2 separate regions of the Homo sapiens genome follow, and region 1 is linked to region 2. The links are chromatin loops, found by intact Hi-C in ENCODE. Cell type or tissue: endothelial cell of umbilical vein. All regions are shown on one strand. Each heading gives the region's core, and the rest is flanking DNA. Links, peaks and the distances in the headings are about the cores only. Region 1 has its middle 230 kb from the start of LINC00538. Region 2 has its middle 160 kb from the start of LINC00538.

The links. A loop is a pair of places that touch in the nucleus more often than their neighbours do. Peaks named below come from ENCODE experiments on the same cell type or tissue, not always from the same donor. Only the 100,000 strongest peaks of a DNase experiment are listed, where the experiment ranks them.
Region 1: it touches region 2 in a loop (8-fold over the local background); 2 of 110 quality-filtered maps call a loop at or near these places.

The regions. Positions count from the first base shown.
Region 1 is chr1:213,691,089-213,703,914 of GRCh38, forward strand. It overlaps a transcript of RPS6KC1 not described here. Among named protein-coding and RNA genes, the nearest start is that of LINC00538, 230 kb to the right of the region's middle. In endothelial cell of umbilical vein, for the core only: no CTCF peak of the experiment used is centred there; no DNase peak of the experiment used is centred there.
Region 2 is chr1:213,755,791-213,768,616 of GRCh38, forward strand. It overlaps a transcript of RPS6KC1 not described here. Among named protein-coding and RNA genes, the nearest start is that of LINC00538, 160 kb to the right of the region's middle. In endothelial cell of umbilical vein, for the core only: no CTCF peak of the experiment used is centred there; a DNase peak (open chromatin) is centred at 6,491.

The DNA.
Region 1 (12,826 bases), core at 2,398-10,397, 64 kb before region 2:
CAAGCTCCAGGAAACAGGCCATCTTCCCTTCCCTTCCTCTGGTCAGCTTGTCCCGTGGAAGCCTCCCTGGCTCAGGGCCACCCCCAAGGTACCCTATCTTTTGCTGTGCCGAGCCAATCTAAAACTGGCGATCTCAGCTTTAATTGAAAATCCCCAATCAGGACAGCACAAAGAGATTCTCTTTTTAATGTAAACCTCCAAAAGCAAATACTTGAGCGGATATGCTGTCCTCTTATCTTCTTGCTTTTCTTTCCTGTCTGAAGCAAACTCCTCTTGTGAGACCTTGGGGTCCCAGTAAAGAGGACTCTGCAATTGTACATTACGCATTTGTGCAAAGGGACTCCTTAGTGGGTTGGTAAGTGCCCTTAAAACAGATTTTATAAATATTTCAGGCAAGATTTTCTATTAGATTCCATATTTTAGAAACTTCTGCTGCTATCTCGGTAGCCAGTTTTTCAAGGATACTTCCTTTTAGTTGAAATCAGTCTCAGAGAAGTGTTTCGGTCTCCAAAGCATCTTCTAAACTGTGTGGTTGACCTGGGAGCCCACATTAAATTATTCTATGTTATAATGATTGAAAAGATCTAGGGAACAACATAGCACTGGGGAAATTGTGTTTTCTTCTAGTATTTGGCTAGTGGAGATGTTAATCTGGGAGGTGGCTGGGTCCTGAAAGCATGCACGGGAAGGAATCGTTCCTCCATCAGGAAGTAAGCTAATCAGGACTCCAGTCTTAATGGAAATGAATCTTCCGCAAGCAGGAGGCAGTGACCTTCTGGCTGGAGAGCTTTCCCAAAGGGGCAGGAAGGCTCAAGGACAAGCGACGCAGAAGAGGCCTGGGCATTTGCAGAAGACCTGCTTGCACTTTCTCTGAGGCCCTAGCGCTAGCGGTGGTGAATCCATATGGGTTGTTGCAGCAACCTCCATTCTTGTGTTCTCAGAAGAAAGAATTTGACTGAAGGACATAAGGCAGAAGGAGAGACTGAGGCAAATTTTGGAACAGGAGTGAAAGTTTATTAAAAAGCTTTAAGAGGCCAAGGACAGTGGCTCACACCTGTAATCCCAGCACTTTGGGAGGCCAAGACAGACAGATCACTTGAGGCCAAGAGTTCGAGACCAGTCTGGCCAACATGGTGAAACTCTGTCTCTACTAAAAATTAGCTGGGCATGGTGGCACGTGCCTGTAGTCCCAGGTACCCAGGAGGCTGAGGCATGAGAATCCCTTGAACACAGGAGGTGGAGGTTGCAGTGAGTTGATATCTTGCCACTACACTCTAGCCTGGGAGTGAGACTCTGTCTCAAAAAAAAAAAAAAATAAATAAAGTTTTAGAGCAGGAATGAAAGTAAAGTACACTTGGAAGAGGGCCAAGTGGGCAATTTGAGAGATTCAAGCGTATGGTTTGACCTTTGACTTGGGGTGTTATATGTTGGAATGCTTCCAGGGTTGCCTTACTTCTCCCCTGATTCTTCCCTTGCGGTGGGCTGTCCACATGCACAGTGGCCTGCCAGCACTTCGGAGGGGCCACATGTGCAGTGTGTTTACTGGAGTTGTACATGTGCTCACTTGAGATATTATTCCCTTACCAGTCGACTGTCCCTAGAAGGTCATATACCAGTTAAACTCTGCAATTTTGCCTCTTAATGCACATGCTTGAGCCTACTCACCCAGCTCCTCCTGAGACCTTATCAGGAAGCTGCTGATCACCAGTTTCAGGTATTTCTATCTATTGGGAGACTTTCCCTGGCTCTGGCTATGACCAATTATTATTTTAGAGAGACAGTATAACAACTGCCTGACCATCACCTGACATTCACCTGACATTCCTGGTGGTCGTGGGGCCATTGGCTGCCCTGCTCATGTCTGCCTGACTGCCTACTGTAATACTAGTTCCTGGGCCAGTCCTGGAACACACCAGAGTCTCTGCCCTAAAGGGCTTAATGAGGACAGCAGGATATGGTACCAAAGACAAACAAGAAAAAAACCCCAAATCTGGCATTCAAGCCTAGACTATATCTGCTTTCTCTCTCTGGTCTCTAGCCTCCCTTCCCTCTTGCCTTCCTTCAATCTATTCTCAGCAGCCTTCAATCTATTCTCAGCAGCCAAAGAAGCTAAGAGTGCCACCTGGCTGCCCTCTTCCCTCCTTCTCTCCTCTTGAACCCCCAGCCTCCTTTCTGACTGACTCATATTCATCCTTCAGATCTCAGCTTAGACTCACAATATTTGAGAAGCTTTCGTTGACCATGCCATCCCATGCTGAGCTATGGCTCACCCTGTGTGCCCAGTATCCCAATGGTCCATTTCTTGTCTGCCCACCCTCTCCAATTTGGACTACAAGCTCCTTCAAGGTGGGAAATTTGTTTTGTTAAGGATGTATTCCTAGCACCCAACACCCAACATTCAGTGATTGACAAGGCACAGAACAGCTGTAATAGAATCTCTCGTTCAGAAAAAGGAAGAGGGATCGGGAAAGGGAAACAACACTGAGTGGTCACTGAGCCACAGCAGGAATGGAGACCACCCTGCCTGCCTGAGGAAGGGACCCATTAGTGTCTGGCAGCCCAGGTCCTGCTTTTTGGAGAATCGCTGTTGTTCATTGCCTTTCAAAGCCAAATCAGAGGAGGACATTGGGAAGAATACCTTTTTCGATGGCTACGGAAATTTAGTAGCCCACTTCCTATTGGTGTAAGTTTAGGGCCTGGGTATTGCCTTATGTGTTAAACAGTCAATAATATATTTATCTTAAAAACTAGGTTAGCTTTCTAATCTATTTGTGCCCAGTCAATTCCATGGGGGCAAAGATCTTGTCTAGACACAGTCCTTGAGTCACAATTCCTGCCCCCGATCTGGCCTCTGGGTTCCATCCCTCACCCTGGCCCTCGGTTCAATGGCTTCTGCCTTGAGGCAATTTGAAACAATAGCTCAGTGGGGCGATAGCACCCATAATCTGATTTTTCCCAGCCAGCATCTTCACAATAAGCATGAGTGTCTCCTTTGTCTAACTGAGAATGCTTAACAGGAGGTGCTAGGAAAGGCTGGGATCGGGATTATAGTTTGCCTCAAACTTATCTCCTGCTCAATCTCCTGCCTCTGCCTCTGCTCCCACTGACTTTAAGAGAAGAGAATTCTGCTTTTTCAACTCTGAAAGGCTTCAAGCTATTGGACTCTTAGTCAATTAATTTAGATCTCAGAGTACAGACAGACAGACAGAAAGCACATTCCTTAGCAAAGCTGTCCTTTTTTCCTCTCTCTATTTTCAGAGGTCACCTTTAGTCTGAGCTTATCTCATACATGTATAACCTTACTGAAGGCTGCAAGAAATAAGAGATGCCAATATTCTGAATTTCCCCCAGCCTTTTCTCCTAAAACTACAGTTCCTGTAAGCCCATGGCTGATATCCTGGGGTTCAGCAGGTGACAATTTAACTATATGTTAAATATGACACCACATGACAAGAGTCACCAACTTTCCCACTATGATGCTGGGGTCCTCTCTGCTCCCCACCTTAACCTTTTCCATTCAGCCTAACTGTAGGGTCTGTTTCTTGCAACACCCAGTCCCGGTGCAAATTCTATATCATCTGGATGATTTTGGATTAGGGCAACACATAGCCATATGAAGGAAGATAGATTGCCTGAACAATACTAATTTGGTTTTGTTAGAAAGGAGGAAGAATAAAGGGAATGAATGCTGGACAGGCAGCCAGTAATATTCTGCAACATGTTATTCAACATTCATATGTTCAACAAGCATTTGTTGAACATCTACTGCATTTCAGGTATGAGGGATGGCAGGAAAACCAGGTAGGTTCTGCCTCCTAAGAAGCTCACAGAGAGATGGCAGCACAGACAGTGGTGCCCAGTGTGAGAGCGGCACAGTAGAGGCACAGAGATTGTTGGGGAATTGCAGAATCAGGGCAGCAAACCTGAAATGGAAGGTCTCGGAAGAGTTGAATCCTCTCCCTCACGGAATGTACGTTCCGTGAAGCCCAGGTTCTGTCTGATTCATTCACTGCTATATTCCTAATGTCTGCAACACTGCCTGCCACATAGTAGGCACTCAATAAATACGCGTTGAACAGATGAGAGTGAGACTTGAGATGAACCTTGAAAGATGAGTAAGAATTATTACAGTGAAAAAGGTCAGTGGTGTGGGCACATGTCCTACAGTGGCACAGTGTTCAATGATGCCTTAGAAATGTCTTGGGAGTAGGAGAAAATAGCTATTATTCCTTCATGGTGCCAGAATTGAAATAAGACTTTAAAATGCCAGATGCGAGTAGGTACAATACCTGTGAAGAAGTCACTGGAGGAGTGGTGGAGAGGTGGAGGGCAACCCCACTGAGGGCCAGGCACAAAACTGGACACTGGGACAGTAAGAAGTAGAGTCAGGTGGGCTGACTGTGTGTCACTGAAAGGGTGTCAGGAGATAGAAGTGAGAAAGTGGCCCCTCTGCTGGGAGCAGTGAAGAGCCCATTGGGAAAAAAAGAGTTTTTAAAGAGTTTTTATCTTCCCTTTTCTTGATGCTCTCAGTGTGATCAGCATTCTATTCCAGGACTTATAGGATCACAGGTCCAGCTTTCAATAGGCTAGACTTCCCTCTTGGGGAGTTTGCCTTCACTCAGGATAGGTTGTTGCTGTCAGGTTATTGATTGTAGTTTTCTCATTCTGCCCTATAGGTCTATCTAGGAAAGATATTCGTATTATTTCTACCCAATTACAATTGGTTTTGAGGCAAAAAATACACAAACAGATAACTCTTGTTAAAACAGCTAGGGACATTCATCAAAGGATTGAGTAGAAAACCCAAAGAATATGTATTAAGTAAAGCATACAACCTCTTAAATTGCTGTCAATAACTTTATAATTTATTGTAATCCTTACTTTAGCCTTAAAGTTGAATAAGTTGGTATCTCATGTCATCATGAACCTTTAACTTGGACTCCTCCAGAGCTTTAGATCATATTAAAATCTAAATTTCCTCTAGCAAACTGCCTTCAATTTTTCTGCCACTCAGAATCAGTCATCTTGCAACAACCTATAGTTGTTGACTGTCACTTTAGTATGAGGAGTGGATTTTGAGTCTGCCTTCCTTGATTACTGCTATTCTTCCTCTGTGAAACTCTCTTCTTGGCCAGGCGTGGTGGCTCACGCCTGTAATTCCGGCACTTTGGGAGGCTGAGGCGGGCGGATCACCTGAGGTCAGGAGTTTGAGACCAGTCTGACCAACATGGAGAAACTCCGTCTGTACTAAAAACACAAAAAAATTAGCCAGGCATGGTGGCACGTGCCTGTAATCCCAGCTACTTGGGAGGCTGAGGCAGGAGAATCGCTTGAACCCGGGAGGCGGAGACTGCGGTGAGCCGAGATCACGCCGTTGCACTCCAGCCTGGGCAATGAGAGTGAAACTCCGTCTCAAAAAAAAAAAAAAAAAAAAAAAAAAAGAAAAAAGAAACTCTCTTCTTAGGGAAGAAGCTAAAAGGGAGAGAAAAAAGTTTGAAAGTGTCCAGTCTGTGACTTATTTAAAACTTCTAAAATACTCCTTTTTCCAATTGAGTACACCTCTTAATTCCATATTTTCATGCTTTTCTGATCATCATCAATGGCTACCATTATTCTTCAATTAATCAGTTGAAGGATAGAGAGGGAAAAACCAAAGTGTTTTTTCCTATTCTCTCTCACCTCTCAATGCAACACAGCACCTCTAGTCACCAAAATTTCTCCCCATCCATCAAGCAGGCATTTCTCCAGTGGACACCAGCTGAGCATGCTCTAATTGAGTTCAAGTGACTCTGTCTACCTGGAGATAGTGTTAGATCCCACAGGTGGAGGGCTCGGTCCCACAAGACTGCCCCCACTTCAGATGCCAGTCGCAAGTAGACAAGAGGCTGTCACCTATACTTCTGACCCACTGGCTATAAACTGGGGGATCCCTGCGCCCCCTCCTCAGGTTTAATTAATTTGCTAAAGCACCTCACAGAACTCAAGGAAACATATTTATCCATTTATTATAAAAGATACTACAAAGGATGCAGATGAACAGTTAGGTGAGAGAGATGCACAGGGCAGCATATGTGGGTGGAGGCACAGAACTCTCATGCCCTCTCTGGGCATGCCACCCTCCAGGAACCTCCGTGTGTTCAACTGTCTGTAAGCTATATAATGAAGAGTGTCAGTGGGAGCGAGGTGGAAGGCAAGTGAGGAAGAGGAAGATGGGAAGCAAATCAGTGTCGTGCATTACTGCACTGGTCCCTGCTTCAGAACAAGTTGCTAATAAAGGTGCAGCTCAACAGATGTACCCACTCAGCTTCAAGAACTCCTTCAGAAAGTTTGTAAGGAACAACCGTGCTTTGGAGTGGGTTACTGAAGAGAGGACCAGAGAGGAACTGTATCTTCTGTCTCCTGTCTTCCTTGGTTAGCCCCACAGAGATGAACTTCCATGTACTTCAGATTGCATCATTTGGCTCCTTCTCCAGCTACTTGAGAAGTCAAACACCCCAATTTGTGGTGTGAAGCCTTACCAGAGTTCAGAAGTGGTGGGAGGAGCCTTGGATTCTGGGTGTAATCCTAAGTCTTCAGAGGAACTCTGTAGGCCCACACTTTGGTCCTGTTGCCAGATGAAGTATAGAATAAGAGCTAAAGGGCCAGGATACAGATGGGGCCAAGAGAATCTGGGACAAACATAAGAAATTAGTGTGTTTCCTCTTCTTCCCTGCCACCCATTTTTCTCCTCTATTACCTGATATTAGCCAACAATATTATCATTTTTAGTATTTATCTTTGTATTATTTTTGATTTCCAGCTATTGTAGAAACATTGTAATGATGATCTTAGCTTGCCTTTTTAAATCAATAAAATTAGTTTTCTTTCCACCTTCTTTCTTTCCTCCTCTTCCAATTTTATTAGTTGGGGCATTTCTACATTGCCAGACTAACAACATTTGCATTCTAGTTTTTCATTGTACAGACCATCCCCAACTTACAATAGTTCAACTTTATGATGGGTTTATAGAAATATTAAATGCATTTTTGACTTATAATACTTTCGACTTATGTTGTGTTTATCAGGATGTAACTCCATCGTACATTGAGGACTATCTGTAATTCTCACCTTCGATTTTTGTCTCAATTATATTGGTAAACGTATTTAATGCTCACAGCATGTCATTTTATTGTGGTTTCCGCTGTTATCACTTGCCTGGCCAAAGTTCATTTTTAGTGGTTTCCTCAAGAGGACTCATTGAAATAACACTTCTTAAGTTCTTGCATCCTCAAAACTACTTTTTCTGTAACTAATCATATGTACTTAAAATGGTTATGAAATTTTGAGTCACACTTTCTTTTCCTGAATGTTATATAACTATTGTTTCATTATCCTCTGGGATTGAATGTTACTGTAGAGACATACAAAGTTATCTTTGCTTTTATACCACTTAAACATGACTTGGTCATTTTGTTTTGCTCACTAAAGTAGTCTCAATCTTTGAATTCTGAAATGTTACTAGAATGACTCAGTGTTGACTGCCCTTGATCAGATTTCTCTGGCAACCATTTGTGCCTGTATATATATATATATTCAAGTTTTTCTTTGCTTCAGAAAATATTTTGCCCCATTACATCTTTCAATATGTGTTCTGTCCCTTGTTCTTGGTTTTCTTTTTGGGGAACTGCAATTATGTGAATACTGTATTTCTTTTGTATTTCTTATGTATGTACCCTTCTTTTCTTTATTTGTTTTTACTTTTTGTTTCCATTTCATTTTGTTCATTTCTCTTATTAATATCCCCTTTGTCTTGTATTATGTTTTCCCCAGTCTAGATAATTTTTTTTAATTTTTGTGGGTACATAGTAGGTGTATATATTTTGAGGGTACGTGAGATATTTTGATACTCACATGCAATGCACAATAATCACATCATGGAAAATGGGGTATTATTACCCTTAACCATTTATCCTTTGTATTACAAACAGTCCAATTATACTCTTCTAGTTACTTTAAAATAAACAATTAAATTATTATTGACTATAGTTATCCGGTTGTGCTATCAAACATCGGGTCTTATACATTTATTCAAGCTATTTTTTTTGTACCCATTAACCATCCCCACTTCCCTCACACCTCACCCCACTCCCATTTCCAACCTCTAGTAACCATCCTTCTATTCTCTACCTCCTTAAGTTCAATTGTTTCTATTTTTAGCTCACACAAATAAGTGAGAACATGTGAGGTTTGTCTTTCTGTACCTGGCTTATTTCACTTAACATAGTGACCTCCAGTTCCATCCATTTTGTTCCAAATGACAGGATCTCATTTTTTAATGGCTAAATAGTACTCCGTTGTGTATAAGTACATTTTCTTTATCCATTCATCTGCTGATGGACACTTAGGTTGCCCTCAAATCTTGGCTGTTGTGAATAGTGCTGCAACAAACATGGAAGTGCAGGTATCTATCCAATATACTGATTTCCTTCCTTTTGGGTATATACCCAGCAGTGGGATTGCTGGATCAAATGGTAGCTCTATTTTTAGTTTTATGAGGAACTTCCAAACTATTTTGAACTAATTTACATTTCCACCAACAATGTACAAAGATTCCGTTTTCTTCACATCCTTGCCAGCCTTTGTTATTGTCTCTATTTTGATTATAAGCCATTTTAACTGGGGTGAGGTGACATTTGTTGTAGTTTTATTTTTAATTTTTTAGATGATCAGTGATGTTGAGCACATTTTCATATGCCTGTTTGCCATTTGTTTGTCTTCTTTTAAGAAATGTCTATTCAAATCTTTTGCCCATTTTTTGATCAGATTATTGCATTTTTTTCCTGACAGAGTTGTTTGAGCTCTTTATATATTCTGGTTATTAATCTCTTGTCAGATGAGTAGTTTGCAAATATTTTCTCCCATTTTGTGGCTTGTCTTTTCACTTTGTTGATTGTTTCCCATGCTGTGTGGAAGCTTTTTAGCTTGATGTGACCCCATTTGTTCATTTCTACTTTGGTTGCTTGAGCTTGTAGGGTATTCCTCAAGAAATTTTTGCCCAGATCCATATCTCGGAGGGTTTCTCCATGTTTTCTTGTAGGAATTTCATAGTTTGAGGTCTTAGATTTAAGTCATTCGTTCATTTTTTATTTGGTGTTTGTATATGGTGAGAGATAGGGGTTTCGTTTTGTTTTTCTGCACATAAATATCCTGTTTTCCCAGCACCATTTATTGAAGAGACTGTCTTTTCCCTTGTGTATGTTCTTGACACCTTTGTTGAAAATGAGTTTATGTGCATGTGCATTTATTTCTTGGTTCTCTGTTTTGCTCCATTGGCCCATGTGTCTATTTTTATGCCAGTAACATGCTGTTTTGGTTACTATAGCTCTGTATTTGAAGTCAGGTAATGTGATCCCTACACGTTTTTTGTTTGTTTGTTTTTGTTTTGCTTAAGATGACTTTGGCTATTCTGGGTCTTTTGTGATTACATTTAAATTTTAGGATTTTTTTTTTCTATTTCTGTGAAGAATGTCATTGGTATTTTGATCAAGATTGCATTGAATCCATACATTGCTTTGGGTAGTATGGACATTTTAATAATATTAATTCTTCTAATCCATGAATGTGAAATATCTTTCCAGTTTTTGGTACCCTCTTAAATTTCTTTCATCAGTGTTTTATAGTTTTCATTACAGAGATCTTTCACTTATCTGGTTAAGTTAATTCCTATGTATTTAATCTTATTTGTGGCTATGGTAAATGGGATTGCTTTTATATTTCTTTTTCAGATTCTTCACTGTTGGCATATAGAAATGCTACTAATTTTTGTATGTTGATTTTGTACACTTCAATGTTAGTAAACTGGTTTATAAGTTCTAATAGTTTTCTTGTGGAGTCTTTAGCCTTTTCCAAATATAAAGTCATATCATCTGCAAACAAGGATAATTTGACTTCTTGCTTTACAACTGGGATGCCCCTTATTTCATTCTCTTGTCTGATTACTCTAGCTAGGACTTCCAGTGTTACATTGAATAACAGTTGTGTAAGTGGGCATCCTTGTTGTATTCCAGGTCTCAGAGAAAAGGCCTTTAGTTTTTCCTTATTTGGTGTGATACTAGCTGTGTGTCTATATGGCTTTTATTATATTGAGTTATGTTCCTTCTATACCCTATTTTTTGAGGGTTTTTTTTATCATGAAGACATGTTGAATTTTCTCAAGTGTTTTTTCAGCATCAGTTGAAACAATGATGTGGTTTCTGTCCTTCATTCTGTTGATATGATGCATCACATTGATTGATTTGCATATGATGAACCATCCTTGCATCCCACGAATAAATCCCACTTGGTCATGATGAAGGATCTTTCTAATGTATTGTTAAATTCAGGTTGTTAGTATTTTGTTGAGGATTTTTGTATTAATATTCAAGTATTAGTTCTTTAAATGTTGGTAGAATTCAGCAGTGAAGCCAACAGATCCTGGGCTTTTCTTTACTGGGAGGCTTTTAATTATGGCTTTGATCTCATTACTTGTTGTTGGTTTGTTCAGTTTTTGGATTTCTTCATGGTTCAATCTTGACAGGTTGTATGTGTCTAGGTATTTGTCCATTTCTTCTATGTTTTGCAATTTGTTAGCATATAGTCACTCATTGCAGCCACTAATGATTCTTTGAATTTCTACAGTATTGATTGCAATGACTCCTTTTTCATCTCTGGATTTATTTATTAGAGTCTTCTCACTTTTTTTTTCTTGGTAAGTCTGACTAAAGGTCTGTCAATTTTATTCAACTTTTCAAAAATCCTACTTTTGTTTCATTGATCTTTTGCATTGTTTACATCATTTCAATTTCATTTATTTCTGCTCTGATGTTTGTTATTTCTTCTCTTCTACTAATTTTGGATTTGGTTTGCTCCTGCTTTTTTAGTTCTTTAATAAGCATCATTAGGTTGCTTTTGGAAGTTTTCTTTTTTCTTGATGTAGGCATTTATAGCTGTAAAATTCTCTGTCAATACTGCTTTTGCTATATCCTGTAAGTTTTGGTATGTTGTGTTTCCATTATCATCTGTTTCAAGAAATTTTTCAATTTTCTTTTTAATTTTTTTCATTGACCCACTGGTCAATTAGGAGCATATTGTTTACTTTCCATGTATTTGTATAGTTTCCAAAATTCCTCTCATTATTGATTTCTAGTTTTATTCCATTTCAGTCAGGGAATATGCTTGATATTATTTAATTTTTAAAAAATGTTTTAAGGCTTGTTTTGTGAACTAACATATGGTCTATCCTTGAGAATAATCTATGTGCTAAGGAAAAGAATTTATATTCTGTAGCTGTTGGATGAAATATTCTGTAAATATATATTAGATCCTTTTGGTCTATAGTGCAGATTAAGCTTAATATTTCTTTATTGATTTTCTGTCTGGAAGATCTGTCCAATTCTGAAAATGGGGTGTTAAAGTCTCGAGCTATTATTGTTTTGGGGCCTCTCTCTTTTTAGCTCTAATAATATTTGTTTTATATATCTAAGTGCTGCAGTGTTGGTGCACATATATTTAAAATTGTTATAACTTCTTGCTGAATTGATCCCTTTATCATTATATAGTGTAATTCTTTGACTCTTCTTACAATTTTTTTCTTGAAATTTATTTTTCTAATATAAGTACAGCTACTCCTGCTCTGTTTGATTTCTATTGGCATAAAATATTTTTTCCCATCCCTTTATTTTCAGTATATGTGTGTCTTTAAAGGTGAAGTATGTTTCTTGTAGGCAACAGATCATTGAGGTTTTTTTTGTTTGTTTGTTTTTGTTTTTAACCCATTCAACTACTTTATGTCTTTTGATTGGAGAGTCTAGCCCATTTATATTTAATGTTATTTTTGATAAGTAAGGACTTACTCCTACCATTTTGTTATTTGTTTCCTGGTTGTCTTGTGGTCTTTTCTTCCTTCTGTCTTTCCTGCTGTCTTCCTTTTAGTACAAGTGATTTTCTCTGGTGATATGATTTAGTTTCTTGCTTTTTATCTTTTGTGTATCTGTTGTATGTTTTTTGGTTTGAGGTTACTGTGAGGCTGGCAAATGCTATCTTATAGCCCATTATTTAAAGCTAATAACAACTTAACACTGTTTGCATAAACAAATAAACAAGCAAGTGAAAAGAAAACTAATAAAAACTCTACACTTTAACTTCATTGCCCTGATTTTTTACTTTTTGTTGTTTCTACTTATATCTTATTGTACTGTCTATGTCTTAAAAAGCTGTTGTAGTTACTATCTTTGAATGGTTCATTATTTAGTTTTTCTACTTAGATAAGAGTCATTTACACACCACAGTTACAGTGTTATAACATTCTATTTTTTCTGTGTACTTATTACCAATGAGTTCTGTACCTCCAAGTAATTTCTTATTGCTCATTAACATCCTTTTCATCCTGACTGAAGTACTCTCTTTAGCATTTCTTATAGGACATGTCTGGTGTTGATGAAATCCCTCAGTTTTTGTTTGTCTGGAGAAGTCTTTATTTCTCCTTCATGTTTGAAGGATATTTTACCCTATTCTAGGGTAAAAGTTTTTTCCTTCAGCCGTTTAAATATGTCATGCCGTTCTCTCCTGGTTTGTAAGGTTCCCACTGAAAAGTCTGCTGCTCCATTGTATGTTATTTGTTTCTTTTCTCTTGCTGCTTTTAGGATGCTTTCTTTATCCTTTACTTTGGGGAGTTTGATTACTTAATACTTTGAGATGGCCTTCTTTGGGTTAATCTCCTTGGTGTTCATAACCTTCTTGTACTTGGATATTGATATCTTTCTCTAGGTTCTAGGAAGTTCTCTTTTATTATCTGTTTGAATAAACTTTC
Region 2 (12,826 bases), core at 1,693-9,692:
CAGTCCATGTACCACCCCAAAGACAGAAGTGCTTTAGCAATAAAGTAGTTTTGATTAAGGTATGTGCATTCTGCCATATGTCAGACACTGAGATAAACAGAAATAACCCTGGCTTTCTGGAGTAACAGAGGCACCTTATTTACCATCCTGAAGCAAACTTAGGCTTCCTCCCTGGCTTTCCATCCCCTCCAGCACTACCTCCACTCCTACTTGGGCCAATCACCACCGCTGGGCTTACAAAGAAGTGTTGAGGTGCCCACAAATCTCACACTGCAAGGCCCTAAGGCTGTGGGGTGGCCCTAGAAGAGGAGGCATCCCTTCCAAGGAAGAAATCTTACCTGTGAGCTTGAACACTGTTTTGTACTACTACTTATCCCTCCTCCTGATGTCATCATGCCAGGGACACTCTGGACCAGATCATGGAATAAGGAGCTCCCTTGAGAGCAAAAGACCATGTGCCCAGCTTCCAGAAATGGATTCTGCAATCTTAACTTAATCTCCAGAAGAAAAGCAAGTTCCGGGAGACTGGAAAAGCCTTAGTGTCTTAACATTTGAGGGCTGTCTGTAGGGAAGGGTTCAAAGGCAATCCTTGTGGATTAGGGAGAGACAGAAAACTAGTACAGGCATACCTTGTTTTATTGTGCTTCATGCTGTTGCACTTCACAGATATTCAGGTTATTTAAAATATATATAAATTGAAGGTTTGTGGCAACCCTGTGTTGAACACGTCTATCAGCACCATATTTTCAACATCATGTGCTCATTACATGTCTCTGCATCACACTTTGGTAATTTTTGAGAATATTTGAAAAATATTTCAAATGCCCCCTCTTCCACTTTTTTTTGAGACAGGGTCTTGCTCTGTCACCCAGACTGGAGTACAGTGGTGCAATCTTGGCTCACTGCAGCCTCACCCTCTGGGCTCAAGCGATCCTCTCACCTCACCCTCTCAAGTATTTGGGACTACAGGCACACACCACTGCACCCAGCTAATTTTTTTGTAGAGATCTGGTTTCACTATGTTGCCCAGGCTGGTCTCGAACTCCTGACCTCAAGCAATCTGCCTGCCTCGGCCCCCCCAAAGTACTGGTATAATAGGAGTGAGCCACTGCACCCAGCCCAAACATCTTTATTATTATTATATCTGTTATAGTGATCTGCAATCAGTGATCTTTGATATTATTTTTATTGTTTTGGGGGGACAACAAACAGCATTCAATAAGACAGGGACTTAATAAATGTTGTGTGTTCTGACTTCTCTGCCAAATGGTTGTTCCACCATCTCTCTCCTCCTTCTCAAGCCTCTTTATTTTCTGAGACAGAATATTAAAATTAGGCCAATTAATTACTCCACAGCAGCCACTAAATGTTCAAGTGAAAGGAAGAGTTGCACATCTTTTACTTTAAATCTAAAGCTAGACATAGTTAAGCTTAGTGAGGAAGGCATGTCAAAACCCAAGATAGGCTGAAAGCTAGACCTCTTGCACCATTTAGCCAAGTTGTGAATACAAAAGAAAATTTCTTAAAGGAAATTAAAAGTACTACTCCAGTGAACACAGGGATGATAAGAAAGCAAAATGGCGTGATTGCTGAGATGGAGAAAGTTTGAGTGGTCCAGATAGAAGATCAGACAAGCCACAACATTCCCTTAAGCCAAAGCCTAATCCAGAGCAAAGCTCTAATGCTCTTCAATTCGATGAAGACTGGAGAGGTGAGGAAATGGCAAAGAAAAGTTAAAAGCGAGTAGAGGTTGGTTCATGAGATTTCAGGAAAGGAGCTGTCTCCATAATATAAAAATTCAAGGTGGAGCAGCAAGTGTTGATGTGGAAGCTGCAGCAAGATCTTAGCAGAAGATCTAGCTAGGATAAATGATGAAGGGGGCTGCAATAAACAGCAGATTTTCAGTAAAGACAAACTCGCCTTCTATTGGAAGAAGATGACAACCAGGACTTTCATAGCTGGAGAGAAGTCCATACCTGGCTTCAAAGCTTCAAAGGACGGGCTGACTCTCTTGTTTCAGGCTAATGCATCTGGTGACTTTAAGTTGAAATCAATGCCCATTGACCATTCTGAAAATCATAGGGCCCTTAAGAATGATGCTAAATATACTCTGCTTGTGCTCTATCAATGGAGCTACAGAGCCTGGATGACAGCACATCTGTTTTCAGCATGGTTAACTCAATATTTTGAGCCCACTGTTGAGACCTACTTTTTAGAATAAAATATTTTTAATACTGCTCATTGACAATGCACCTGGCCACCCAAGAACTCTGATGGAGATGTACAAGGAGATGAATGTTGTTTCATGTTTGATAACACAACATCCATTCTGCCCATGAATCAAAGAGCAATTTAGACTTTCAAGTCTTATTATTTAAGAAAAACATTTTATAAGGCTATAACTCCCATAGATAGTGATTCCTCTGATGGATCTTGACAAAGTAAACTGAAAATCCTCTGGAAAGAATTTATCATTCTAGGTGCCATTAAAAATATTTGTGATTCAGCAGGGCATGGTGGCTCACACCTGTAATCCCAGCACTTTGGGAAGCTGAGAAGGGAAGATCACCTGAGGTCAGGAGTTCGAGACCAGCCTGGACAACATGGTAAAACCCTGTCTCTACTAAAACTATAAAAATTAGCTGGGTATGGTGGTGCACATCTGTGATCCCAGCTACTCAGGAGGCTGAGGCAGGAGAATCACTTGAACCCGGGAGGCGGAAGTTGCAGTAAGCCGAGACCACACCACTACACCCCAGCCTGGGTGGACAGAATGAGACTCTGTCTCAAAAAAAAAAAAAAAATGTGATTCATGATTCATGAAAGGAGGTCAAAATATCCACATTAACAGGGCTTTGGAAGAGATTGATTCCAAACTTCATGAATGACTTTGAGGAGTTCAGGACCTCAGTGGAGGAAGTAACAGCAGATGTGAAAATAGCAAGATAACTAGAATTAGAAGTGGAGCCTGAAGATGGGACTGAATTGCTGCAATCTCGTGGTAAAACTTGAATGAATAAGGAGTTGCTTTTTATGAATGAGCAAAGAAAGTGGCTTCTTGAGATGGAATCTACTCCTGGTGAAGATGCTGTGAACATTGTTGAGCTGACAACAAAAGATTTAGAATATTTGTTCTATAAACTTAGTTGATAAGGCAGTGGTAGGGCTTGAGAGGATTGACTCCAATTTTGACAGAAGCTCTACTGTGCATAAAATGCTATCAAACAGCATCACATGCTACAGAGACTCTTTTGTGAAAGGAAAGTCCATTGGTGCAGCGAACTTCACTGTTGTCTTATTTTAAGAAATTGTCATAGCCACCCCAGCCTTCAGCAACCACCACCCTGATCAGTCAGCAGCCATCAACATGGAGGCAAGACCCTTCACCAGCAAAAAGATTATGACTTGCTGAAGACTCAGAGGATCATTAGCAGTTTTTTTTTATCAGTAAAGTATTTTTGATTAAGTTATGAGCATTGTTCCTTAGCCATAATGCTATTGCACACTTAATAGACTACAGTATAGTATAAATACAACTTTTATATGCACTGGAAAATCAAAAAGTTCATGTGACTTGCTTTATTGTGATACTTGCTTCATTGCAATGGTCTGGAACTGAACCTGCAATTTCTTCAACATATGCCTGTAATTCTTTATATATTTCTGTTTCATTTACTCATTATCTCATTCACTATGGGCCACCCTAACCATGCATGGCCACGTGCCATTATTTCCATGTCACAGATGTGAAGACTGAGGCTGAGGGATTAAACAACTTGCTGAAGCTCACACAGCCAGTAAAAGGGCTTAAACCCTGTCTGGTAAGTGCACATCACCTCTGTCCTCAGCCCCCAGTACTCAGTGGCCTGGCCTACTCTGTCCTGTCTTCTTCCCACAGACCTGTCAGCCCAGCCTCCGCAGCTGTAGATCCTTACCCACCATGTGGGAGGCAATGGTCCTTAGGACCCAGGGATTTCCCCTAAGGTACTTTAGCTCTGTCAGTATTGTGAGTGGGCAAAATGCCAGTGATCAAGGCTCCATCTTCCCCTCCCATGTCCTCTAGCAAGCCCCCTCCTTCTCCCTCACCTAGCACAGAGCCAATGCACTCCCAGTAAATTCAGTGTTTTTCCATTCCAGTGAGTGCAGCCTTTACTTTGATTTGGGTGCAAGCAGCTGCAGGTGCCTCAAGTCATCATGTGCTCTCTTTCCCCCTCGTTCCCTGCAATGTCATCCATGTTTACTTGCTGCTCTGGACTTTAGATTCTGTCAGCATGCCAGTCGGTGGGGCCGCCAGGCACCACAGCTGACAGTCAAATCTGTGATGCCGAATCCTTCTTCTGGAAAAAAGGGCTAAAGAGGTTAATACACTCAAGTCAGGATAAACACACCAGCTGTTAGAGTTTCTAATATTTAATATCATTATCAAATAAATAACTCAGGAAGAAATCACACACATACATACACACACACCACAAACACCCACAGCCGCTGCTTCATTTACAGTGGTTAAAAAAGAATATTCATAAATTATCTTAAAAGCCTCCACAATGGAGTAATGGTTGGGACACAATTAGGGAACATTTGCATATATGCTGCTGCCGGTCCCTGCCCAGAGACATCCTCCCCCAGGTCAGCCCTGGAGAGAGAAACTGGGGGAGCAGGAGGAAGGAATATGAGTTCACAACTATAGGCTTCCCTCTTGATCTGGTAAGATCTCAGCTCAGGCAAGCTTTGCTTCTGCTTTCAATGGCAGATTTCCCTCTGTTAAAAAAACATACCACACTTCTGTCTACCTACACAATTCAAGATAAATTCGTTTTGTTTCAGGAAAATATGTATTCAGACAAACAACATTAGTAATCAGTTTTGTGGATAATGGATTATTTAACTGACCAGTAAATAGTGTTTTGTTGTTGTTTACTCTTCAATCTACTTTGTGTGTAGATATTAGCCAGATCTTGTAGATCTAGCCTTCTGATTCCCTAAACACTAATACTAAGGCTGAGCAGGACAGAATTTTAACAGCCTGTTAACTGTGTCAGGAAAGTGTGAGTCTACTTTTTTTTTTTTTTTTTTTGCCTCAGCTCACTGGCTGCTGTTCACCTGGGCTAAAGGAACAGAAAATGATGATCATCGCATTTGGGGGGAAAATGAACATGGGCTAATTTTTTTTTTAAGGCTCCAACAAAATGTTTTCCAGGTCACAAAGCATGGAACAAAATGAGCTCCATATCTAGTTTATGTTGTATATTATAAGGGAAGCTGGTCTCGGTGACTCTGTTAAGGTTCCATGAGCATTTTTTGAGATAAAGCCTTCATTCCAAGGGGCCAGGGTTGAGCTATTTCCCTTCTCATCAAGCAAAAACCTGGCATCCCGTTTGTCTGTCCAGATGTATTTTTGTTTGGGTTTTTACGCTGTTTGATTGAGATCAAGTCATGAATTTCTGCTCTCTGGATGGGCAGAGGAATGACAATTTATGAAGTCTGAGGATGCATGTTGTTTAGCTCAAAAGCACAGCCAGATGAATTTTGGTGACAGGAAATGCTGCACTGCGTGGCCACAGCAGCCAATATCTGGGGCAATTTCTCTTTTACAGACTTTTGAAAATCAGAGCAGGAGGATATAGTTTTAATAATCTCTCATAACTGGGGCTGTAATGGGTGGGATGGATCAGATGGAAAGGATTCCAATAATTTAAATAGGACTTTGTTCTATAAGACTTCCATCATAATTGTCCTGTTGACATTGTATCTGTGCAAAGGCTTACAGTGATGACTGCACTGTCCACACACTTTCCATTTAATGCTAGGAATGGCGGACAGGCAAATGGCTTCTGCCTTTCAGTCTTTGAGCTTCCAAATGGCTCAGTGCCTCCTTTGCTCACTCAGACATCTTCTAGGTGCCCAGCCAGGTTCCTGGGTTCTTCAAACGAGTTTTTCAAGTGTGTAGAAAATATGCAGCCAGGTGGCAGGGATGAAGGCAAGAAGAATGAGTCTCTCCAGACCCCTGGGGACACCCAGTGGGTGAAAAGGTGTCTCAGAGCTGCTCAGTGGTGGGTTGAGGGTGTTATTAGAGGGATGGAACCATGTCTGAAGTTGGGGGTGTTGGCTGGAGTTTAGATCTTTGATTATTTTTCTATTCAGATATATCTAGATTTGATAAAGTGAGACGAAAATGATTGTTAGAGTCATGAGGATGAAAAAGAATGAAGAGCAAAATGGTGGGTGGGAGAAAGGGAGAGGGAAAGGGGAGGAGGAAAAGAGGAGAAAAGGAAGAAAGAGGGAAAGGGAGAGAGAGGGAGGGAAGGAAGGAAGGATGACGAAAACCAAACTCAGTTCTCAAAGTCAGAGGTGCGCTGTCTCGGGCAGGGACTCTGCCTTGCATAAGCAGTGCCCTCTGCCTAGCGTGCTTTTCACCCTTTTGCACATCAAAAGCTCCTCCTCATGTCTGAGTCACAGATCAAGCCTTCCTGACAACTCAGCACAGAGTTTAGTGCACCCCTCTCCCCTCTGCCTCATTTCCTTTCTGCACTACGCTGTTTCTCTTTGCCTTTCTGTCTTCCGGAGGAAGGGAAACACATCTTTACTTCACAGCTTCCCCCAGCATCCTGGGCCATTCTGGGTTCCCATAAATGTTGTTGAATGAATGAATGAAAATAAGAAAAGTGAACGATGACTAGAGATGCATCAAATACTAGTGTAAATCCAAGAACTCTCCTATAATAAAGAAATTTAATTTCAATTAGATGCATTTGTGATCATTTGCTAATAACAATAGAAATAAAAATGTTGTAAGAATAAGTCAAATATGTGGTGCAGATGGTCACTCTCAAGAGATTTCTTTCCATGCTAATAATAGATGTTTATAATGCCCTTTCTAAGAATAGAAAATACCTGTCATTCATATTAAAATATAAAATTAATTGTATGCTATTAACAAGCTTATGAGCTGTGTGAGGACCTTTTTTGAACAAATACACACACAAGTATTTAAGATAACCCAGGCTTAACTAAGTAGGGAACTAGACAAATGTATAGTTTGAGAGCCATTAACCTAAAAGTAATTTTTTTACGTTTTTTTTTTTTTTTGAGACGGAGTCTCTCCCTGTCGCCCAGACTGGAGTGCAGTGGCATGATCTCAGCTTACTACAACCTCTGCCTCCCAGGTTCAAGCAATTCTGCCTTAGCCTCCCAAGTAGCTGGGATTACAGGCACCCGCCACCATGCCCGGCTAATTTTTGTATTTTTAGTAGAGACAGGATTTCACCATGTTGGCCAGGCTGGTCTCAAACTCCTGACCTCAGGTGATCCACCTGCCTTGGCCTCCCAAAGTTCTGGGATTATAGGTGTGGGCCACTGAGCCTGGCCTTAAGGGTAATTTTTGCTTTTGTTTTCCCATCTCAGTGACGAAGCTGCCTCTGGGAGTTCTTTGTACTGACCAGGTCAGCCCAAAAAACAGGAACCAAACGACGAGAGTCCCTTCATTTCTATCAAACTTTCACTTCCTTCCCCTCTTAGCACCTGACTTGATTCCCAGGAGACCCTTCCAAGATGAGGAAGGAACTGACTTTCCCTTTCCCTGATGGGAATACAGGAGTCCAGCGAGCTGATGGCACTTGCCCAAGGCAGGTGCTACAGAAGACCTAACTCATCCTCTAGTCTGCTGCTGCCAGGAAAAGGGTAACATGGACCCAAGGTCAATTCCGAGCAGGAAGAGCTCTATTCATGGGACCTGGTCCTTGACTCTACCTTCCAGGATGTGAAAAGCTGTAAAAAGGGGATGCTGAGCAGCTTTTCTGATTATCTTCAGGGTAATAAAGAAGAAAGGGAATTAAACAGAAGGATTAAAAATTAAACACCACAAAAAACTTCTGGTTGCTAGGATGGTTTTTAAAACTGGAATAAACGAGTAAGATTCTTAGCGAGTTGAACTCTGCCACAATGATTTTCTTCCATAGAATTACAAATGTCTTAGGCTCCTTAGTGCTGATTTGCACTTCTTAATTCCCAACTCCAGGCAGGTGATGGGCAAGCAGGCACAGGAGCCTTCACTCTGAATTCCCAGCATCCCAACAGTTTAAGCCCCATGCTTTATTTATGTGAATTTTATCTTCATGTAGACATTTTGCTCTCCTTGCTGGAGAAGGTGGTTTCCCCAAACTGCTGCGAATGTTCCTTCTCTGTATATTTTATTCATACGAATCCGTTATTGGCCCATCCCTTCCTGAAAGAGCTGAAATTTGCCCTTGAGGCATCAGATGGAGTAGTCAGATTGTCAAATGTGTCCCCTAATTGAAGTGAACATTGGCACAATATTTGTCGACTGGAAATAAACAGCCCCAGTGAAGTAGCAGGTTTATCACCTTCATGCACTTGTTCAGGTCTTGCTGAGAGTTGACGGAAACACGCAGAGAGAGAAGCTATTTCTCCAGGAAATGAAAACTTTGGCGGATCAGGGGAAAGGGATCTTTCTTAGACTTTGAATCTCCTAAAGCCAAGAACAGTGGCCCAGGGCAGTCAGCAGGGCAGTCAGCAAGGTGAATTTCAGCACTCCTCTGCTGTCCTTTCTTCTCCTGCTCCCTTCAGGGGGCCTCTTCCTCCAGCACCCAAGGGCCCAGGATCAGCCTGCTTTCTCTCCTCCATCAGACCCTCTTTTAGGTTGTCCCTGCTATCAGAGTGTAAGGAACAAAAGATACAGGTGAGATGAAGTTCAGAAAGAGACTCAAATGACCTCCTCTGTCTCTTCCCAATGCCTCATGAATCCTACAACCTCAGAAGCTCTAGTTCTGTGATACCATTCCAGCTGGCATTGGCCTCAGTCCTCCTCTGCCACATGGATGCCTCTGACAGCTTTTCAGTGGACGCTCTTGGGGACAGGGAGTCAGGGAGTCAATGCAAAGCCTTGAAAAAGGCAACCCCAGGTGCAAGCTGGAGTGTTGGTTCCTCTCAAGGTCATATCCTGGAGCAAGCAAGTGGAAGGGACCAAGCCATGCCTGAAGCTGAAAACCCTGCCTCTTCAAGAAAGGTTCCAAAAAATTAGAAGGGCGAGTGTCTTTCTCCAGTCTTGGTCAAGTCAGGCTTGCCCCTCTCACCACTTTCTTACTCCTCAAGAGACCAGTCAGAAGCAGTCCATTTCCTTCCATGAAATCTCCCTATAGGGGGCAGGGGTGGGGTGTCTCTCTCACCATCCATTCTCCATGGCCTTTCCAGGATCTATTCCAGCAAGTTTTCAGGCTTCTGTGGCAGGCCTAGGCCACCAGCCCTTGGACACCCTCTCCACAGCCACCGAGGGAAGTGGTCATCCTGGTGCACCAAGCTCCTTTCAGAGAGATGGTGGATCCCAACCCTGTTTAAGTCTGGATGCAGGAGCAGGCCTGAAAATACTGACAAACACCATAAACTTCCTTGGCCTTCTTGGGCGGTGACTGTTTTTTCTCCACTCCCTTTCTGATTAGGGAGAAAAGATGTAGGGAGAGATGGAGACAGAACAATTCCATAGCGCCCCTAAGAAGGCATCTCTACTCCAATCCCTCTCCGGGGAAAAAGACAGGAATCTCATCTCTAAGTTCCCTTTAACTCACCCTCATAAAACAGGTTGTGACCTCTCCCACCTCCAGTCAGGGCTAGGAGCTCCACTTGTTAGGGCATTGCCAGCTCTTCTCCCTCCTAGCACTTCCCTTAGATTTGAAACGGTCTGCTAATGAGTCTGCCCAGGGCCATTGAATTAGATCCTCTTGAAGGCAAAGGTATTGCTTTCATGACTGCATCTCTGGCCCCCAGTACAGCTCTGTCATAGACTCATAATATTTGTTGAACCGCAAAACTTCCCCCAACTCAATAGGCAAATAAACGTCAGGCACATAAGGCCACTCCTCCCTCTTTCCCAAGTCCTTACCCACTCTACCCTCGCCAGCCCCTCTCCCTACTACTCCCCTCCACCCTTCCACCAACCCACACCTGTAGCAGAATAAGTAACCCAAGTCAGCTGCACTAAGAAACTGGAAACCATTCCCTATCACCAACTTTTAGAAACACTATAAAAAAATTTTTATAATATCATTTTGTGGTTTTTATACTTTACTGTAAGTTATTTGTTCTTCACATTAATTTAAACCAAGTGATGATGGGGGTAGGACACTGTAGAGTTTCTGTATTTTAAGCTTGATCTCTACCTGTGGATTGATGGCTTTGTTTTGTTTTTAGGAATTCTCAGCCTAAGTGGACAGATTAGGAAGCTTGGGGGAAGTATTTTGGAGGTGGGGATATTTTAAAATTCAATCCATAATGTTAGCAAGTAGACAGCAACCTAGTAGGTTTAAGTGTTAGACCAGATCTGTAGCTAATAGTATCCAACTTCCCAACGTGTCTTTCTGGGGATGAAATGGCATTTGTAGAAGCCCAGCGTTTGACCAAGGCTTGTTTAACGTTTTATTGTAGTTTTTCTTTCCTCCCGAGTCTTAAAAACATGCAATTTTTCAGGGTCCCAGAAGAAGGCAAAACTAAGAAAGTGGTGATGAAGTTGCTGGGACAGGAAGTCAGTTGCTCTTCTTGTATTTGGGTGAAATTAATCAGTAACTCTGTTGACTTGTCATCAAGAGCACAAACCAGGCTGCCATCACATGGCACGTAAGACTTACCCATGCAACACTCCTTGAGGACTGGAGATGATGAGGGAACACAGGATTTTTCCAGTGTACACTCTTACAGAAAGGCTGGAAATGTGTAAAATTACCTTGTGACATAAGTTCCCACATAGGAAAACCTTCCAGTCTTTTTCCTGTTCTTCTCAATGACCTCCTGGTGGGCAGATGTACGTTTTCTAATTTTTAATTCTCCTTACTGTCTCTTTTGCAGCAGTTAATTTTACTGTTTCCTCATGCTTCAGAAGGATTTTTATTGACATAGTTTCTATAGTAATTATGTGTCATTCTCATACCTCCCTGATTACTCCTGTTCCTACCTCTTATTCCTCTCCCTTTTCTCACCCCTAACTGGCTCTATCTCATTATGCCGTTGGACCTCCCCTTTGCTTTCTTTTTGTCAAAGAATTCATTTCCTCCCATGGCTTTCTCTGTCACCTCCAAGGAGATGGCATTTTCTTTCAAAAATGGCCTCCCCTCGCCATTCAACCAGATTCAACCAGAACCCCGGTTTTTATATTTTAAATGCTTTTTTTTCCTTTCACCTTTTCATAGCTCCTCAGCTATCCAGTTCCATTGATCCTTGCTTTGTAAATGCTCCCAATTCTCTCTCCCTTTAGATTCCCACTCCTGTGATTCTAATCCAGGCCTTGTTACCTAATGCCTCAGTTACTCTACATCTAATTTATTTCTCTGCCGCCTTTAGCTTTATGTATCACTTCCCGACTAAGCTTCCCAAAACATTACTTTCTTCAAGAAACAACCCTGGTCAAAACCCTTCGCTATCTCTCCACTGGCTAATCCTGTCACTTAAGGCCTATCAAAATCTAGTCTGAATCCACTTTTCCCAGGGCATATGCCATTACCCCTGAAAGCAGGCTGGTGGTGTCTTCAGTATCTTTGACCTCATTATAGTATCCTCATTATCCCTTATTTTACATATGTATATATATATAGCCACATTTCCTCCCCATCTTCTGCTGTCTTCTTGAAATACTCTTCCCCTCCTCTGACCTATGCAAATCCTACCAAGCCTGCAAACCCAGGTCAAGGTCAGTACCTCAGTCTTCATGAAGACTCCTTTACCCATAGAACATGTGCACCCATTCAGCAGCTCTCTGTTCAATATCTCTCTCTGTCAGTCGCTGGCCTAGGCCCTGCGGGTACAGAGGTGAAGAGTCAGTCAAGGGCCCTGTTCTAAGGGAGCAGACATTGGGAAGGAGAGAGAAGACATATAATAACAAATAAACAAAGTAATGACATACCTTCAGAAAACCATAAATGCTACTTAATTTCAGCAGCCCTCTTCATGGAAGAGAAACTCTGAGTCTCTGAGAAGGTAGATGCCTGGCCAGAGGCCACGTGGTTAGTGAATGATGGTGCTGGGTCAGACATCATTGTCATCTGTGTTCTTCCCATTAACTACATTGGGAAACTTCTCAAGGTCAGGTCATCATTTGTCCTGGCACTTAGCACACTACTGGTCACGCCGCAAGCATTCACAGGTCACTTGCAGGAAAAATGAATAAAGGCAAGCAGATAGCAGGTAGGGAAAAGGGGTGTCCCTATTTGGTCATAGGCATGGCCTTACTTTTCCTTATTTGAGCCTACATATCTCATTAGTGCCGGGTATTTATCTATATCACTGAAACTACCAGAGTTTGGAGGTTAATAAAGATTCTGTTAGGGAGTACTGGCTTTTATTTTCCACAAAATTTCCCTTTCATGTGGCAAATTCTATCATTTGGACTGTGAGTATGATCCAGCGGGGACTCAGTGTCCACCTGGCTTTACACTCCTGACGCTGACCAGTTAAAGAGCAAGATGTATTTCAGCAGGACCAAGACTGGAAAGAGTTAAGACAATCTGTTTAAAACAATCTGGGGCAGATAGCTCATCAAATGGATTCCTTTTAGTTTCCCCTACTCCTATGTCCACTATTTTTCAGGGAGAAAAAAAAATAGAATGAGGAGAAAGGAAAAGGAAGGGAGAGAGGGAGGAAGGGGAATTTATCACAAGCGCCTATTTATAGAATCACAAGGTGAACAGGAAATTATCTTCAAGAAAAGGAGGTATAGAAATTGCATTTGAAAGATTCCTCCTTATATCCAAATGATAATTCCTGTTCCTTCACAGCAACTTTTAATGGACTCAATATTGGTGATTACGGTTTGGCTAACAAAACC